Linked DNA regions of Homo sapiens: all the other regions are linked to region 3. A link is a loop called in an ENCODE intact Hi-C map of the cell type or tissue named here. Cell type or tissue: dorsolateral prefrontal cortex. All regions are shown on one strand. Region 1 overlaps VRK2 (VRK serine/threonine kinase 2). Region 2 has its middle 93 kb from the start of LINC01122. Region 3 has its middle 140 kb from the start of VRK2. Region 4 overlaps VRK2 (VRK serine/threonine kinase 2).

Region 1 (5,000 bases), 150 kb before region 3:
TCCTGAATGCTGACACATTTTCAATGATTGATTTTGCAAAACGTGTTGATTTTTCCTACACTGTTTTGCCTCTCTGTGTGTCAACTTTGGCCTTCTTTTCTTGCTCCTTTGCAGCACTGCTGTCTCTTTGAAGACATTGTCTGCCTGATACAAAAAAAAAATGTACATTAAACCTCATGACTAATTATGTGGATAGAAAATTCCCGACCTCAAACATAAAATACCCCTGCCCAGAAACCATAACAAAAGCTTCTGACTATGTACAAAACCCTTAATCAAACCTTTCACAGACTTGGATTAAAAGAAATCCCAATAATTTATTTTCTGTTAACGTTGTGCTTACATTCTTTGAAAAGTTGATTTCTTATGCATGTTACATGCATACATACATAAGTCAATCCATTTTATAGTAAACACCATGCTTTTCCCCACAAACGTTTATACTTGCTATTAGGTCTACTTCAATTAAATACTACTCAGAAGAACTGTTTTATTAGAAAGAGAAAACTGATTTGTCTTAACACAATGTCCATTTTTTAGTCCCCTCTCCATACTATGCTTTAACAGAGTAGACTCTTCACAATAAATTCTACAATCTATGGATTAAGTACACAGCTTCTTGTATTTTAAAAATATACTTGAAAAGAGAATAAACACATACTTTTATCCCTTCAAACTCCCCAAAAGATACAAAAGAATTTATCTAAATCTGAAAGTACAGTGCCTTACACGCAGGTCACATATAGGATAGAGCATGGAATTTTTTTGTCTCATACAACCTATTTATTGGGAAAATCATAATAGAACAGTTCTAGAGTTAATTTAACACATCATTTTTTAAGAACTATAACATGCAAGGCCATATTAAGCACTGTGAGTGACTGCCTGAAAGCAGTTTATAATGTAGTGTCTGTGTGCACACATGTTGGGGGAAACAGGTTAAAAAGACAGCATACAAAATAGTGACCGTCTGAAATAATGAGGTGAGCATTGTGTGAAAGCACACCATCGGAACAAAGAAAGAGAGAAGTTATGAACACTCCCCAGCATGCCTCTTTAGCATTTCAGAATTTTCATAAAGCCTACCAAGCCACCATTTGTTTCCACAACCAGTCCTAGCAGCAGACCCTCCTCGCTTCCAGTCTACCAAGTCTAGGTATTCTGCTGTTTGGCTGTTGCTTGCCTTTTCGTTAGACCAACTCTCCTCTACCTCTAGTTGTACATCTCACACTATTACCAAGTACAATAAAAGCATCACATGCCACCACACTACTATTTTGGGAAGCCCTGCAATGACTACCAGTGTACCAATTAACCAGTCCAACCCTGGATATAAAATGTTAGTTCCTCAAACACGTGATGCAGAATGGGAAGATGAGAGGAAGTGGGGTGAGTAGCCACACTAGTTACTCTTCAGAAATAGCCACACTACCTAAGCAGAACAGGTTGGATTAAGGTCTGCACATGAGCCAAAGCTGAGAATTCATTGCCTTTGTTGGCTCATGTCACTTCTTTAATTAATGTCACTTTCTCTGGTTTAATATCAGAGCAAGTGACAAGAGTGCTTCTGGATGAATTGTGTTTTCCGAGGACTGTATGGCACACTCTCCTGCAGTCTGACAGAGGGACGTGCCAGTTTTACTTGGCAGTTACAATGCACCAGCTTTAGTTTTAGTAGTTTAATTTGTGGCAGTTATATGTTTTGAATACGTTGAAGTATTCACAACGGTCTCATGGAATCTGTTCCATAGATAAAGTTTACACAGTGAAAAAGCAAAAGCAACGGCTATAAGGCGATTAGGAAAAGCTTCTCTTGGCCACAGCTGGTCTTACAGGCATTCCTGTAAATTTTAGAGCATTTAGAAGATATGATTAAAGTGATCAGAAGGAAGCGTGCCCTCTTTTAGGGGGTGGGGGAGGGGAGTTCTGTAGTGGGTGTGAGACAATCAGAAGGAAATATGATGTTTAGAGTTCTCAATTTTATGCAAAATCCATTATTCAAGAAGCAAAGTTTATATACATGATAGACATGCAATGAAATAAATGTAAAAATAGAAAGTTTTGTCACTTATGCATTAAGTTGGTTCTAACATTTTGGTTAACTAAGTTTTTATTGATAGAAAACTCAGAAGATTTTCTGCATTGAGGAGAAAGGACTAAACTTTTTCCTTTGGTTTGTTAAAAATCTTTCTGTTTCTGGATGAAATTTTCTGAAGGTCTTTTATTTGGAGTTTTCCCTTCATCTCCTTTATACAATTTTGTGAAGCTTCATCAGCTCATAGTGAAAAGAGCTGCCTGCCACCAAGGAGTTCTTCTAAACTTTGCCTGCCCTTTCTAAATTTAGGGTTCTTTACTGCAGCAGGTTGAAGATCTGGCTTTGATTGCACCTGGCTCTGCTGGAGAACAGAAATATTCATCTCCACTGAATGCATGCTGCTTAAGTGCTGGAGGCACTTGCAGGAGAGTAACTCTCATTGGAAACTTCATTACAATACTTTCTCTTCCCTACACGAAGTAGTAATTCTCATTCACCAAAGACAGGATTTTGCCTGACACAGCCACAGGAGCTGCTGTTTGACTTTCAAAATTAATCAACTTCTAAGTTGGAGTAGAAATGGCATGTCCTTTAACCTTAAGCACAAAAAGCTCTCAACAGACTGTAGTTTTTATATCCCTGGATGGGAATTTGGGCCCCTGATACTTAAACTTGATTCACATACTGGGTTTCTGGCATGCTTTTGCCCATACCCATCTGCTAGCCTGGCACTGTGCCCATTCAGAAGGTGTGATGCCAGTTTCAATAGGGCATAGGTGCCAATCAAAGATGGGTTTGGAGGGGCAGCATGCAGAACGCAGCAAAAGTCACTTCTTCTGCCAGAAGATCCTCCTGTTATCATATAATGCCAATGAAGGGCCACATGCTTCATTGCTTGGGATCACATTGCATCTGTAGATGTTTCTGGCCTTCAATGGATGTCTTTCTACAGAATATTTCCCTCAAGTATTACTTGATCGAAGATGTTAAAGAAAAGATAAATCTACCTGGCTAACAAAAGGCTATGCTTTTAAAAGAAACAAGGGAAGTCCTCAACAATTATCTTGAAATAATTGCTGAGTTTTCTATCTTTTCTCCTAAAATATTTTTTCATGGAGAATACAACAGAGTGTTCAGGAATAACAGTCCATGTGATGGAGCTATCAGGGACAAACATTCTAAAGAAATACTAATTGCAAAATCAAGTATCTAAGTAGTATAAAAACCATAAATGCCTTTAAGTGTAGATGATGAAGAAATTTTCATCATCCAAGTAGCTAATTTCTAATGAGCTCTCTCATTTAGAGCTTTAAAGTTTCTTAATTTTCTTCTCATTTATCTGATATAGATATTCCTGTGTCTTAAAAGAAGAAACACACCTCATACTATTTATTCCTCTTCTTCCTTATCTAAAGAAAAAAACCTAAAACACTTCAGAAGCAGAAGTCTATCCATATTTCATAAGGAAGCCAGAGCTCTCAAAAGCTGAGAATTCTTTTATTGTGTGGCAATAGAGGTGAGCTCATTTCAGGAAGAAGAAATTTCCCCACAGCAATATGTTTCAAATTAAAAAAAAAAAACCTTGACCACTGTAAACAGTTACAAGATAGTAACAGGTCCAGTGGAAGAGACATAATATATAAATGCACTGAAGAATAGAGTATTTTATAAATCTTCCCTTAAGGCAAAAGAATTTGACAGTAAAATGTTGAAAATAAAGAAGAACCATAATATAAAATATGCTTAAAAATGGATATTTAAAAAAATGAAAAAGCCAAGCAAAAGCCAAGTCTTATAAATCTCCCTTTTAATGGAAGGAACCCAAACTTTCTTAAACACCCAGATTTCTTAACTGATAGATAACTGGGTACTGCTATCTCTTTAAAAACTCAAAATTTAAATATAAACAAAATTAAAATACATCTTATAGAGACTTTTATTTCTTGTCTGTAAGTCCAACAAACGTATTAAATTTACAAAACTCCAAGTGATTCCTTCCCTGTTTTGAGTTTATATTACCTATTATTTATACCTTCTGGAGACTAATTTATCATAAACACTATAGTTTCTAGTCCAAATTATTCTCATTTTCACATTTATTCAATTCTTCTCTTCACTCCCACAGTATCATTTGCAAAATTGCCTAATAACAATTGCAGTGGCACCACAACGTTGCATTGTGTCAGATAAGGCTATTTATCTCAAAGCTCTCTATAAACACTACCAAAATAACACTTAATAATGTAATATGTAATGAAGCAATATGTATTCCAACACACTACTTTGTTGCTAGTATTATCACTGGGCTCTTCTAAACTTTATTCTGCATACCTTAAAATCAATCTATTATAGCTCACTATTTATAAAGAAAATAAAAAATTATTTTATGAAGAAGTAAAAACATTCTATGTATGTGGTTTATATTTACTTGTTTTAAATATAAATGTTTCCTTATCAGTAAAATAAATGATTTAAACTTTGGTAATTTCTAAAAACCTATCCGCCAACAAAAGATTCCTTCTATGTTTCTGAAGTACAAAATTAGGCTAATCCGACAACATGATCCAAAAATGTCTGGCAGTCACTTTGATGAAATTTAAACATCTGTCCATGGATAAATGATCTGATTTTCAGGCTTCACCACAGTTAACTTTAGTTATAATAATGTGTTATTCTTTATAAAAGCTTTGAGATAGTATCTTTATAAAAGATATTGCTACTGATGTCCTGTCAATAAAGCACATGCACATTCTTTTAGATGATGTCATGATAGGTGCCTTGTCTCAACTTTCCTGGTGACTAAGGATACTAATCTGCAGTAGATCGAAGAGTGACATCTATAATTATGGAAGAGAACAAAGCAAACTAGCTTGTGTGGGTTAAGTACTCCAATCTCAGTCTCAATTTCTCAGGCAAATAACTGTTGAACATCTATTCTGTGCTTGACACTCCAAAGATGCTAAAT
Region 2 (5,000 bases), 520 kb before region 3:
TGTACGATTTACAATGGTGCATTAGCAACCCAGCAGCAGTGTGATGTCAGAGCCTCAAAAAGACGTATGCAAGAGAAGCAACTGGGCCTGGTTCTGCTGCCCTGGCCCCCAGTCAAGGCTGCTTAAATGTCACCAACTCCAGTCCTGCTCTGTTCCACAGCTAGTCCTGGCTGTGATTTTCTCCCAAATAGGACACAGATATTAACTAAGGTTCTGGAAAGAGGAAGCAAAAGAAAGAGAAAAAGCAAACTACTGAATGCACTAAACATTTTTTTAAAGTTTTATTGAAAGGAAAATAGAGGTTAACTTGAAGGACCTAAGAATTTGTTTTTCTCTGTACAAAGCAAATATGTCAGTTGCATGCCGATGATGCTGGAAGCATTCCGCAAAGGAAACCATCTTTTCTGGGAATACAGAAAGCCCCCTCTGTTGTTGGTGACATTGCCCTCCCTTTTTCCCCCTATTTGTTGCCTTTGTTTTCCTCCCCTGTCATTACCTAACCTCCTAGTACTGCTGTGCCAACCGCAGCACAAAGACACTCGTCTAAAAAGCCTCTGTAGGAGAAAGAGTTCCACCCTACGGAAAAAAAGTGAACCCTCGGGCCACAAAGATGAGGAAAGAGTCAATCTTTGGAAAAGCTCTCACAGACGTGGGTGGCTTTGGCAAGGTCAGCCTTTGGAAGGCGACCTCTTGAGCAGGTTCTCAACCCTAAGGCCGGTCTGAGAAAAGCAATGAGGGGAGTAGAAAAGAACGGGGAGAAGAGAGGGAGAAAAGGGTCGGGGAATGGAGGGTAGGATAAAGAGAGGGTACAGGTAGGGGACAGCGAAGGCGGCGGCCCCTCCTGGGATTACATCTTTCGGTAACCACCCCCGCCCTCCGCACTGGCACTTCGCGCGGGGTCACTGCCCGGCCCCACCTCCCGGGCTGAGTGGCGCGCTCCGCCTGGGTCCCGGAGGCGGTGGCGCAAGGCGAGCGCGCACCGGGGCCGTCCGCTGGGCTGGCCCAGGCGGGGAGGTCCTGACCCCAAGAGGCAACAAACGAGTGGAGGGGCACTGCTCTCCACACTGCTCTGCCGCCCCCACCCCAACTCTCCCCACCCCTTCCCCCTGGCTGCAGCAGCAGCAGCAGCAGCAGCAGCAGCAAACGAACAGAGCCACAGCGTCACCGAAATCCAAGCGGAGCCCAGCTGCGCCGGGGGCAAGAGGAGGGGGCTGGGGCGATCCGGTGGGGGAGGGGGCAGGGGATGGTGGGGGTGCTCCGGGGCCGCCGGGGGCGGGGAGGCAGCGGGGGTGGCGCGCGCGGCGGCCGCCCCGGGCCCGCGGCCGGCGTCACTTACCCGGCCAGGGCGCGGGAGCAGCTCGGCCGACTCCTCGGAGCCCGCGGCGGCTCGGGGCCGGCGGTCGGCGCAGCCCGGGCGCTGCCAAATGTAAACAATCCGCCATGATTTCTTTGTTTAGCTAATTGAACCTGCCGCCGTCTCGAGTCCCAGGCGCTCCCTCTCCCTTCTCTCCCCTTCCCCCCTCGCGCTCTCTTTTATTTATTTATTTGTCTCTCCCCCCACCCCGCCCTTAGTCTTTCCCTCTCTTTAGTCTTAGTAGCTGCTTTTAATGGAAGTCGAGGCAGTTGGGTAGTTGGTGCAGGGAGTGCGGTGGTGGTTTTTATAAATACAGGTAAAATAATACCCAAATTTCAGGCTGAGGTGCAGTTTCTGGAAGAGGAGGAGGGTGTTCCTCTCCTTCCCTCCCTCTTTCCCCCTCCCCCGTTTATTAGAGTATCCTCGGTGGAAAGTGCCAGAAAAATGTGCTGCATCTCTGAGTCACCTTTTCTTCCCGCCGAACTCTAGCACCCAAGTTCGCTGGCGGATTTTGGACTCTGCCAAAGTGCTGAGTTCGTCGTTTACTTTGAAAGCCTGAAATATAACTGATGTCCAACTGCAGGAAGGCGCACGGAATCGCCGCCACCATCCCGGGGGCGAATCACCGCCCTGCAGCCGGCTCCTCAGGGGAGTGACCTCTTGGTGTCAACTAAACTCCTTTAGGGAAATACCCGGTTTTTCCACGCGCGCGTGCGCGCATACGCGCACACACACGATCCAAACTAGCACCAACACAGTGGAAAGCTCCCAGAGGAGCCCAACTGTTCAGCCTCACATTTGCATAAATTATTGGTCCCAATAAAATTGTTGCAGAAATATTGGGGAAGGAGTAGACGCTGAGCCTCGAGTTTCAAACTTTCAGGAAATATTTAGGTCCTGGTGGAAAGAAGGGCTCAGCATTCCTTCATCTGGGTTTCTGTGGGTAGAAATGCATTTGATCACCAGTTTTGACTATGGTTAATGCAGGCATCATTTAAATCCTGTTCTAGGTGAATTTATGAAGAGTTTCAGGGTAATCCGTGGCAGAAAATTTTAGGGTTATGGCTTCATTTATTTAAAAAACTACTCCCCCAGTCTCACTTTTATTTATAACCACCATGTTGATGACACCAAAAATGATTCAATATTTTAATTAATAAGGAGGTTTGAAAGTCATCTACATCTTGCAGTAAAACTGCCTTTTAAGTTATCATCGGGATTAATCTCATTAAAAGAAGTTATTTCCTTAGCTATGCTTATTTCTCTGTGGGGAGAGCACTGTTGAATGGAGTAATGTCACCCTTAGAAGTTTGGACGAACCATTTATGCGTCACATAATGTATTGATCGTATGGGTAAAAGGGTCATCTGATCCAATCAAGAGAACTGAACTAATGAGTATTTACACTAAGCCCAGTCACTGTGGTCGTCTTACCCACTGGGTCAATTAATAAATAGATGTACAAACATTCTGATTAAATATAAAAGAAAGGAATTGTATTGCCAAGCAATCAAAATGACCCCAATCAAATCACCTATTTACACTTAGGTCTAGTCCATTCCCTCATGCAAGTTTAACAGAGGTTATTATCATATTATTTTCCACACTTTTGATTTTTTTTTTTTTTTTTTTTTGGAAACAGATTTTCGCTCTTGTTGCCCAGGCTGGAGTGCAATGGCGTGATCTCGGCTCACCGCAACCTCCGCCTCCCAGGTTCAAGCGATTCTCCTGCCTCAGCCTCCCAAGTAGCTGGGATTACAGGCATTTGCCACTACGCCGGCTAATTTTGTATTTTTAGTAGAGACGGGGTTTCTCCATGTTGGTCAGACTCGTCTCAAACTCCCCACCTCAGGTGATCCGCCCACCTTGGCCTTCCAAAGTGTTGGGATTACAGGCGGGAGCCACCACGCCCAGCCTCTTTTTTTATATCATGCCAAGTTTTACATGTTTCCCCAAATTCTAGCTTATATCTCACCTTGCAAAACCCACCTTGATATGTACCTTCTCCCAGTGATTGGACCTTATTACTTCTCTTGGCATCAGATATGAAACTAATGAGCTTCACAAATGATGATCAAGGCCCTTGAATAGGGGGGACTGATACGCCAATACGTGGAAGGATTTTTTTTTTTGCACAAAATTTAGGTTTAAGAACCTATAATTTCACTTTTAAAAATTAATTTCTTTAAATACCTGCCCTGTTTGTTTAGAATTATTGTCCATATTCACATTTTTTCTTTTTCTTTGTTCAGCTTTTAAGTCCAGGAGTACATGTGCAGGATAACGTTAACTTTTTCTAATACATTGAATGTTGCATGTTTACACCATTCCCCTGTCCATTGTCAGGTTTATTTCATGTGTCACTTGCCATGAACTGAAATTTGTTTGGAAATTAGAGGGTGAGGGGCAAGTAGAACTTCTCTGGAGCCTATTCCAGATTCTTATATGTCTCTTTAACAGGCAAGATCACATTATATTAATAGATTTGCACATGTGTAATCACATACATACAAAATGTAATCACATTCCGACACTCCTTGAAAATACATTAAAAAATGGAAATTCATACATAGCTACATTTCATTTGTAGGCTGACACATTGATGGCTCCCAATCAATCACACTGTTTTGCATGAATACTGTCTTTTAGTCCCCTTCCACATGGACCATGGGTTTGCCATGTAAATTGCTGTGGCTACCAGAAGTTCCATAAGCACTTGCACACTGGGGTTAGTCCTTTTGGAATGCTCCCTTTTGGAATCTAGCTGCTGTGCTTTAAAGAACCCTGCTAGAGAGACAGAGACCATCTAGAGGAAAAGAATCAATGTACCCTAGCCCAGCCACCAGCTGAGTGCAGATGCATGAGTGATCCCAGCCAACACTACATGGAACAGAATAGTGAATTCATGGGAACATGACAATAAATCATTGTTTCAAACACTAAATTGGGGATGGTCTGTTATACAACAGTAGATCACTGATACAGCTTTCTCCTGTTAAAAGATTAGCGACATAGTCAGATGACTGCTGGAGGTAAGAATTTAGCAAAAAGACATAAGGATGGAGAAAGAGAAATTCTAGAAAACTGCCTAATAGAGCTTCCCAGAACTAGAACTTCCCTTTGTCACTTCTTAGAGCTCAATGTCACCATTACTTCAATGATGTAATAGCCATTCTGGGGACTGTCTTTATGTCATCACTTTAGAATGAACAATCTTTGAGTCTCTAAAGCAAGGAGGTGAACAGACACAGGCTCTGGAGTTCAGTTCTCCTGCCTTCAAGTCCCAGCTCTGTCCCCAAGTAACAATGCAGAATGAATGAACAGGAGTTCTTTCCCAATTATTGGGACTTCTAGAAATTAGGCATATTTTAAAATACACATTTTCTTCAGGAAATTGTTCAAGTGAGACCACGAATGAGAATGAATGACTAACACATGGAAATTTTGCGTTCAGACACAAACTCAATATATAAAAGTGGTTACCTGGTTACCTAGAAGTCATCTCCCTGTGCTCAAAAGCCCTTGGATTTGAATTAGGCACCAAAGGACCTGGGTCCTCTAACATTTAATTTGGCTCTGTATTTGCAGCCGATACACACACATACACACACACACACACACACATCAATTATCTCCATTACAAGTG
Region 3 (5,000 bases):
AGTTGCCTTATTTGGTATATCCTATTGGAACGTCCCTAATTATATTAATAATTTTCTAAGGTTTTGGCTACTTTTGATTGGTTGAGCTTAAGTTTTGTTTTCTTTCTAATATAGGCATTTACAAGAAATCACCCCAAGTTAAGTTTCACTTCTGTTTGCAAACCCAGCAACCCTTAGGTCACTAATGAGGTCTACTCGTTTTAGCTGCTCAGGGATTCTTCAGGCCTGGTCTTCATTTTAATTTAACAGGTAACAAACTTCAAGATATGGCCTCATTAAAAACTACTTTGAAAAACTATTCTTCAAATCTGGTCAAATATTTGGTTCAATTAACTAAAAACCTGTCACACACAGTTTAGAAAACACTTAGTAATTAGTAAAATATGGTAGTGTGGATGCCTCAAAAAGGTTTATTAAGAGCCAGTCATTTAACTTCAGACATTTTGGAGGATTGGTTATACATTCAGAAATGATGGAGCTCAAGTTTTTTTTTTAATGTTTTCATCCATCTATATATGCATGCATACACTCATCAAATACTTCTTCATCATGTTTTATGTTAAAACACTGCAAGATTCTTAGAGAGACACAGACAAAATTGTGACTATCCTTAAAAGATTTATAGATAAGTCCAGAGCATAAGTAGTCACAGCTGCCAATTTCAGAATTTTGTCAGATGTATAATTATAATATATCATAGAAAATAATGGGTGGCAAAAGCTGTGCAAATTGTAAGAGGCAAAGCAACATCTTTAAATCATACGTGATGTGTGGTCATCCTAATGAAAACTAGAAGAATCAACCCAAGATAAAACCACATACGATGTACAACTTTGTGCTCTGCTCCTCTAAGTTCTTTAACTCCTGACTATGCTTTTTGGTTTCTGATTTTGGATTCTTCCTTAGATTTGCCTTCCAGAAGTTCCTTGAAAATCTCTTGATCCCCTCTTGTGAATCCTTTTGGCCTTCATTCTCATATTCTCATAAACAGTCTAGCAGTCACCCACTGCTAGACTGTTTCTTAGAGCCTGTATTGATGAAATGATCTTCTGTACTTGGATTATCATGTTCTGACTTTGTTAGATCATCTTTGGCCCTGACTCCCTGTCACACCAGGCATAGCACAGAAAAAGAAATCGAGACATTCGCCAGGAGATGGAGAGATTACATTTACCTGAGTGTAGCAAGGAAGGCTTATTGGAAGCAGAGAGATTTGACTTGGCTCTTGAAGGATGAGAAGAATATGGATAGAGTCAGTGAGAAGCATCTTGTAGGATGAAGGAAATAGCATACTTTCCCCATGAGGACAATCAGAGAAGTAGGATTCTGGATGGAAGTTGTGAACTGAAGCGTGTGAATAGCCAGGGTTGGAGGGAGTTTAGGATGTTTGAAGTGGTTGTAGTTGCTCTGTTTGGAAATGCTAGTTGTTTATTTGAGCTGAGGGAGATTATGACAAAAAGCTTTTTGAAAACAATGAATCTGGCAGAGCATAGGGTGAGTTGGAGTTGAGAGATAGAAGACTATTGTGACAGTCATTGGAGATGTTCCAACATAGGCTAGTGACAACTTTGCAAATGTTAAGGGAGAATGAAGCATTAAACATGGAGTAGATGGAATTTTAAAGTCCCTTCCAGCCATAAGTTACAGAAGTAGAGTAGAATACTAGGCTATGAAGTCACATTGTCTAATTTGCATGCTGGTTCCACCACTACTGACTATCACCTTGGGTGAATTACTTAGTTCTAAAAGTCCTCAGCTGGGTGCAGTGGCTCACGCCTATAATCCCAGCACTTTGGGAGGCAGAGGCGGGAGGATCACGAGGTCAGGAGTTCAAGACCAGCCTGGTCAACATAGTGAAATCCCGTCTCTACTAAAAATACAAAAAAAAATTAGCCGCACGTGGTGGTGGGCACCTGTAGTCCCAGCTACTTGGGAGGCTGAGGCAGGATAATCGCTTGAACCTGGGAGGTGGAGGTTGCAGTGAGCCGAGATCGCGCCACTGCACTCCAGCCTGGGTGACACAGCAAGACTCTGTCTCAAAAAAATAAAAATAATAATAAAAAAAGTCCTCCATGGCTTTTCTCATCTGTAAAACAGGAAAACTTTTAGAATTTATTTCATCATATTTGTGTAAGATTTAAACAGTGTACATATGTGAAGCCCTTAGCATAAGACATCACACAGATAAGACCTCAATACATGTTTGCCTGCACTGTGCAGTTTATAGACATTGAGGTTTTAAACTGTGTTAATACAAAGGGGAGAAAATGGGCTAGGTGGAAAAAACAGCGCTGAGGTAAAATTCACAGGATTTGTAACTCATTAAATGCAGATCAAAGTGAGGCAGAGGACCAGGAGAAATTAACAAAAACTCAACATTGTAAGTAAGAGTGCTTAACTATGACGATTAGATTCCTTCTTTTCAAAATTAGAAAGGGAGGCCCCACCCCCATAATATTTTCCTTTTCTAATTGACATAGTTAAAACATATAACTTAAATTTATGAATTCAGAATACATTTTTTCGTGAACAGAATTGTTTATAAATTGCCTGCTTCTATTTTGGGGAAAAAATAAGGCATTTGACTTTTTCCCATCTGAGTAACAAATCTTAGACAAAAGTGATCTTCCCCACATTCCTATGGACACTGAACAAGCATTCAGTACTTAGTGCAACAGCATAGACTAGTGGTAGGAAGGAAGATTGTAATGAGGACGCCCAGACACTACTTTTTATCTTATCCAGGGCACATTTTAGTTTTAAGCTACACTTAGAACAAAATTATCTATAGCTGTAGTAACAGACTATTTGACAAAATAAAACTGGTTTAAGGTAATTTTAAGTACCTCGTGGCTTGTTTACTAATTACTAGAATCTTTGAGAAGTACTTATTTCTTTCTCTTTTGACTGCTGTAAGGAATAATCACATATTCAAATGTTTTTTAAAAAGTATTTCCTTTCCTTCAGTTGAAGACTTCAGCTATTTTAAATAAATTATGTCTCAAGAATATTAGTTTAATTTGTATCATGGGGGCTAATGGTATTAATTTTCCTGCATCAATTTTTTTTATCCAGATAGGTGCTATATATCAACACTTACGTACACTAGGAACACTATAGAGGCAAATAAAATTAATTCAGAATCAGATCCTGAATTTAGAATTGTATAATCAAACATGTATACAACTTATAGAATATGGAAAAATATGCTGTATTACCAATATGGACCAAAGAATAAATGCTGTATTACCAATATGGACAAAATAAATAAATGCTATATTACCAATCTAAAGAGCCATGGAAGCAGAGAGGATAGAGGGATTAAACTCCTTTGAGAAAAAAAAATCCTTGCAGGATTTTGTACTTAGGATATTGCCCAGCACAGACTGGACATTCAGTAAACATTTGCTTAATAAATGAATGATCTATAAATGATCTCCCAAATCTTTGGGGTTATAAACATAACCGTTGTTTTATGACTTCTCATGGATTCCTGTGGGTTGGAATTTGGGAATGGTCTGAGCTGGGTGGTCTTTCCTAGTGTTGTGGCCAGTTGTTTGCTACAGCTAGTGCTAGAGCTGGAGGATGGGAGGTCGAAGCAGCTGGAGGCTGCCATCATCTCTCACTCTTTGTGTAGCCTCATGGCCTCTCCATGCAGCTTCTTCTTTTGGGTGGGTTTAGTCTGCCTTACAGCATGGTGGCCTCAATGCAGTCAGACTTCTTGCAAGCTTTCAGGAACAAGTATTTTAGCCAACAAAGCAGAAGCTTCTTGGTCATTAATGACCTAGACACAAAAAGTCAATAACATCATTTCTGCCATACACTGTTAGTCAAAATAGTCACAAAGCCAGCCCATTTTTAAGGTAGGAAACACAGACCATTTCTTCATGGGAATAGTGTCCAAGTCACATTTAAGAAGGGTATGTGAGATGGAGGTATTGTTGTGACTGCCTGTGGAAAACAGAATCAGCAGAGTGATTTCAATGTTCATTTTTAAGCCACGTAATGAGTGTTTCTTACACCTTTTTGTCTTTTTTTTTTTTTAACAGAATATGTCATAAAACTCTAACAAAAATTTGGAAGTGGATTTGGAATCAGAAGTCAGAGTAGATTATTTATGAACTCTCCAATTTCTACCCAGTTTTGTGTAGTGTTTCTTTAAAATTTCTAACTTTTTTAATATGTAAAGTCTTGATTTAGGCTGTGTCTATGTGACTGTGTGCTAAACAACTGCAAATAAAACAACCTGTCTAATTAGGTCACTACCATGATAAAAAAAATTAATCTATCAAATTTACTGTTTGGCATGACATAATAAGAAAAACAACAAACCAGAGAAACAAACTGAAACAAAGAAAAACAAACACACATACACAATACCCCCAAGCAAATCAAGACAAACACTTATCTCATGTGTAATTTACTTAACTCTTCATTTGTCAACATGTTTCTTTGATATGGCATAGAACACAAAATCTTATTTGACAAATAATGTGTCTCAGATTTTAGCAAAATTTTTCATCAGAGTTACAACTCAATAGATTGTGTTTTACTTTGCATGCAAAGAATCTCTTAATTCCAAGAGCTTTATGACATACAGAAAAATATTTCAGGCCAATATGATACCAGTTGGTGCACCAGGCAGACTAAGATAACTTATCACCTCTGTTCCACTTTGGATATACCTATACCAAGAGACAGTAGAAACATCAAAAAGCCAACTACTAGAAACTGTAATACCTCTAATGACTAAAAGCATGGTAGTAATTGTCTTTTGTCCATCTGATCATGGAAGTCATTCAATGGAAAATGTGAAATAACAGATGTTTCAGCAATGTCCCCTGATTTCTAGATTTTGCAGCTCACAAGGGAAATGTCAAACACTACATGCATATTATTATTTTTTAATGAGAAAAGTGAACTCCGTGATACTCTTTGGAAAATAAAAAAAATCATTATTGAAAAAAACTTACTTTTAATATTTCCTTTTTTTTTTTTTT
Region 4 (5,000 bases), 220 kb before region 3:
CTCAAAGTTTATGTATGCAGAAACACAGAAGTAGTAATATTTACCATGATTTTTTTTCTCAAAAACAACAATAAAAAATTCACGCAAACATTGTATCTAAGTATATATGTGCATTGTTCTCCACTGGGCAATATTTTATGCTGTCCCATGATTAAACAGGTTTGTGGGATGCTCAACTGGTAAGTATAATGCAAATATTCCAAAATCTAAAAATATCTGAAATCTGCAACACTTCTGGTCCCAAGCCTTTCAAGTAAGGAATACACAACCTATAAAAACATTCAACTAAAATTATTTATATGTGTGAGTGAGTCACCACCTCTGGCATAGGCAGAGTAGCAACAATACACACATTGATCCAGCAGCATGCTATGTCAGGAAAATAAAAGGCATAAGGGAGATACAGTGTCTTGGCTGAATATACAATCACACCCTTATGGGGAATTTCAGTGTCATACCTTCTCAGCAAGTTGAATAAATTATGATTATGTATTATGTACTATAATAAGTTTGAAAATGTCTATGGTTTATCTGAATTATAAACTTCATAATATGATATTGGCTTTACTAGTCTATAGGTTTACATTATTAATCAAGTCAAAATGAAGATATTAACATATGTAAGAGTCCCCAAAATGTAAATAGAAGTTATGCTTGATTTATTAGCATTATACATGTAAAATAATAATTTTATATGACATCCTATTATAAATATGCATAAGCAGGTATATTCATTATAGATACCTATAATGAATGTATCTGTATATGCATATTGATAAAAAGTTAAAGCAAGTCATATTAGTCTTATCAAAAAACAAATATATAATCATTAGAATTAAAATGTTAGTTTTTTAAAATAGCATCATTACTTTATTACAGTATTCTAATTAGGTAAACTAGTTGGAAAATTAAATACAAAAACTGTTTATACATCACTGTGTTTTGACTTGACCCATATTTCGAAATGTTACATGAAAGTTAATATGGACACATCAATCACTGCAGTAAATAACTGATTTAGTTCTAATATAGATTTATATAAATGTTTTAGTTTTGGGTAAGGGACTAGGATGATCAAAATTCTGAGTGGAGAAATGTTTCATATATGTCAGTATTTACAAATGTAATATGTATTTTTCTGAATCTGCAGGCTAATCTTTCTCAGTATTAAGAACTGATGCCACACTGAATTTAAAGATAGATTTCTATGAATCAGCTAATTTTCCCCTGGCTTTGTACTCTTCTGTTGTGATTTTCCTACTTAAAACTTAGCTTAGCTGCTGCTTTTGCTACCTGTGGATAACTACTGTTGAGCATATCTTGGTATATAATGAAAAACTGGCTATTCTGTGCTCTATGCAATTGACTTTTTCTTAGGCCTGATCAGTGAGAGAATTGTAAAACAGTAACACACCCTGTTCTTAGTCTGACCTAATTTTTATGCTAGCCGAATCCAGGTAATAAAAACTGAATGTAGAATATTAAAAATGTTTATGTGGCTACAAGATTATCTCATATAAATAGCTCATGTAAAAATTTTGTTTCTTAAGAAAGAAAACATACTTCCTCCAAGACAGAAATAAGAGGTATGTTGCTCTCACTTGAAAAATATAAGCCCTATTTGTCCCATTTCATAGTGCTGTTTTACACAGTTAATATCAATCGTACCAAGCTCAGACTACTTCAACATACTTGTACAATGCTAATTTGAAAATATTCTTCCTTGAAAACACTACCACCTAGAATCTAAGCTTTGGAAATACCATGTAAAAGAACAGATATTTCACTTTATATTTTGCACTGTAATTCAAATACATGTCTTTTTACAATGTTACCTTAATGGATTTTATGTGTTAGTTGTTTGGTTTTTTTAAAACATATTTTTCAAACTAAAGAAATTTGCTTTGGTTGTCATGTTGGGTGAATGCCAATCTTCTCTGTGTTGTTAGCTCCCTTTAATGTATCCCTTCAGACCTGGTGCAGTACATGATGAAATACTTGAAAATTTGTACTTTGTTTTAGCAGTCTGCACAGCCACAGGGTCCTTCAGGTTCTGTTCCCAGGGAAGTTTCCCACACAACCACCGCAGCATGCAGTAGCCGAGGATCTCAACGTCACTTCGTCTGGACAAGGCTATAGGAGTAAGCATTAGAGAGAAAGATAAGGGATAAGCAAGTCCTTGAGAAATGGAGAAATCTTTGGTTGAACTACTACTGATGAAATATGAAAAAGCCAAATAGGCAAAATGTTTTATTTGTTCAGCTGGAATAAAACTTAAACGCCCAAGCATTTGGCCCCAGTCCACAGACAGGCAGTGACTGGTTGCTGTTGAAAGTAAGGGTCAGTTTCCTCACCTCCTCCAACTTCATCTTTCCTTAGTCTGGCCTGTCACATGAACTTGATCCCCATGGCCTCTGACATGATCCAGACAACCCATAACCCAGCACCAACACTTTCTCAAAGAGCCAAGCAGTAAAACAAAGAAATAAATGTCTGCAGCTAAATTACTAACATATGTTCCAGGAAGTCCATAGGGTCTGCATTGGTCATGCAGAGACCCTCTGAGTGCAGACTAAACATTGATGGCCTTTCCTGTTCCACTCACACTAGCAGCATTTGAAGTTGGAAGAATATGACAAAACTGCCATCTAGTGTGCAGTATTAAAAAAAGGGTCTTTCTGAAGATTTTTCAATCACATGAAAATACAATAAAAATATATCTACTGCTTTGGATAATTTTACAAATATTATTTTTAGATATAAGCAGCAGCAGGCTAAAATTCTGGTCCCATATCTATATAAAACGGAGGCAATGGTATCAGAGGCTGGGGGGAGAGCCAAATAGAGGCCTTCAAAATTTAGAATAAGATGCCTTTTCCTAAAAAGTACGTTAAAAGCACATTTTCAGGCCCTTGTATCATTTTATATCAACCTATTAAATGCTGTAGTCTAATTTCATAATTTATATATATTTATAAGTACCTTATATAAGAAGATGGACAATGAAACCTAGGAAATGTATGAAATATAACTGATACATATTAACAAACCACTGAAATAATTATTAAAACATCAGCAAATACCCGTAAAATAAACTCATTTTTGTAGTCATTCAAAATTGTTATAAAACAATAGGCTGGTATTTACATTTCTGTCATTACTCGAATGTTCATCTGTGTAGGGATATATAATCTCCTAAGAGCAGTAAGTGGCTGTTAAACCTGCTATAAACAGGTATCCTATTTTATTATCTTTCATGAAATAAACTCTGAAAAGTTACTCAGTGAACTTAGTTTTTAATTTAAAAAGTCATCTACTAAGAACAATGATGCCAACACATCGTAACTACTTTTGGTTACCATGTATAAGTTATTATAAAAGCAGAAGACATGATTAGCTCTTACACTCTAACTGCTATTAGCGTATTGGATTATTAAAGGCCCTTCAATCTAGCAGAATGCTACAGTCCCATGGGTGCCATTTACTTTCTGCACAAGCTTCAACAATGTCCTAATGCAAGACTTGGCTCTCATATTAAAATAAAAACACAATCTCTACCACAGTGTTCTGTAGTGATTTCTTCAGTAATAAATCTCCCATTAATAATGGAATGGTTCCACTTGTACAGATGTGTTCACAAGTCTCCTTTCTATTATGGCAATTCCTGATTACCATCACTTAAAAAATCTCATATCCTCTAATTTTCAAAAAATGATATTCTGGCACAGTGTTTGGATGATATAAGCTACACACAAGAGGCCCTTTGAGGAAAAATAATCAGAATTAAAATAGATTGAACCTTCCTAGCCATTTCCCCCTACCCCCCAATTGAGGGATTAATTGATATGAAGCTGTAAGTAATGACAAGTCATTTAGATTTCTGAAGCCAATCTTTCATAAACTGGTCTTCATTTGAAATAGCCCTTTGAGAGTTAACTTTACTTCACTATTATAGTTTGGTCTTACCTAATTAAAATACATTATCACATTTTTCAATCTTTTATTTTCTTTTTTGCACATCGGTATTAATAACTACCGTTAGGTGAATGTTTTGCCACTGTTTCTGATAAGTCCTGCATAAATGCATGCAGTGATAAAAAGAACACCCAATAGTCACCCTTTCCTTTCCCCACACTGAAGAGTGACTAAAAATGTTTCTGACTACATACCTCTACCTGAAATTCCCTCTCAGAAAAGCAAATTGAAAAGTTTGAATGTTTAGTGAAGTTAAAATCTTAGACTTTGCCAATGATTGTCTTCTTTCCATCTACTGTACACAGAGGAGTAATTTTAATACCTGTTAAATTAATTAAAAACAAATGTTCTAGATGACAATATTAAAATCTATGTATGCATGTATAGTTTACACAAAGAATTGATTATAGTCTGAGACTATTAATGTCTAACTATAAAAATTTTTTTTTAATTTGAAAGTTGCTTCTTTAATTATACAATTTTCAAATTCATTTTAAAACATATTAAGTGAAGCAGTAAATAGAGCTCTGGACTAGGAATGAGATCCAATTCTATCCCTGCCACTAATATTTTACATTTTCAGCTCTAAAATCAGATGATACTGTGCAATGTATTTCTTTTTAATATATTTTCATTCATTTGAATAGAAAATACATTATGCACTGTTTTGTTTCTGAGTCATGTATTTGCACAATTTATTGTAATACATAGGGTTCTTCAGTGGCATTTGGTAATTAATGTAATTATGGACAGTATATTTTCATGCAGATGTCCTAAAATGAAGTGTTTACTTATTATTGCTTGGAACTGTAATGAGATTTAGTTTAGATTTCTAAACTTTCTCAAGTTAGTTTCTAAATATTATTAATAGCATCTAACTTATATTGAGCTTACCAATATGCAGTAATATACATCACTCTTTTTGTTGAAAGCCTGTGGTATTCTCAAATGTTCTACATTTCTAAATTATAAAGTATTGCCAAAGTAAAAACAATTAGAAAGAAATAGGCACAGGTGAGGATTTA

Evidence for each region. Hi-C counts contacts between places; a loop is a spot of excess contacts. Peaks named below come from ENCODE experiments on the same cell type or tissue, not always from the same donor. Only the 100,000 strongest peaks of a DNase experiment are listed, where the experiment ranks them.
Region 1: a loop joins it to region 3, with 2.5 times the contacts of the local background. A loop is called at or near these places in 17 of 110 quality-filtered maps.
Region 2: a loop joins it to region 3, with 6 times the contacts of the local background. A loop is called at or near these places in 4 of 110 quality-filtered maps.
Region 4: it touches region 3 in a loop (8-fold over the local background); 14 of 110 quality-filtered maps call a loop at or near these places.

Annotation. Positions count from the first base shown.
Region 1 is chr2:58,053,006-58,058,005 of GRCh38, reverse strand. All of the region lies in intron 2 of VRK2 (VRK serine/threonine kinase 2), which reads right to left. Among named protein-coding and RNA genes, the nearest start is that of VRK2, 8.7 kb to the right of the region's middle. In dorsolateral prefrontal cortex, no CTCF peak of the experiment used is centred here; no DNase peak of the experiment used is centred here; H3K4me3 peaks cover 114 bases; H3K27ac peaks cover 779 bases.
Region 2 is chr2:58,424,801-58,429,800 of GRCh38, reverse strand. No RefSeq gene overlaps it. Among named protein-coding and RNA genes, the nearest start is that of LINC01122, 93 kb to the left of the region's middle. In dorsolateral prefrontal cortex, no CTCF peak of the experiment used is centred here; DNase peaks (open chromatin) are centred at 1,030, 1,160, 1,490, 2,060 and 1 weaker place; H3K4me3 peaks cover 2,446 bases; H3K27ac peaks cover 4,577 bases.
Region 3 is chr2:57,904,014-57,909,013 of GRCh38, reverse strand. It overlaps a transcript of VRK2 not described here. Among named protein-coding and RNA genes, the nearest start is that of VRK2, 140 kb to the left of the region's middle. RefSeq lists an enhancer at 1-246. In dorsolateral prefrontal cortex, CTCF peaks have their summits at 2,495 and 2,696; no DNase peak of the experiment used is centred here; H3K4me3 peaks cover 1,827 bases; H3K27ac peaks cover 2,578 bases.
Region 4 is chr2:58,128,941-58,133,940 of GRCh38, reverse strand. VRK2 (VRK serine/threonine kinase 2) reads right to left here. Exons shown (of 13, transcript NM_006296.7): 9 at 2,013-2,133. Among named protein-coding and RNA genes, the nearest start is that of VRK2, 85 kb to the right of the region's middle. In dorsolateral prefrontal cortex, CTCF peaks have their summits at 2,458 and 2,658 (motif pointing left); no DNase peak of the experiment used is centred here; H3K27ac peaks cover 3,000 bases.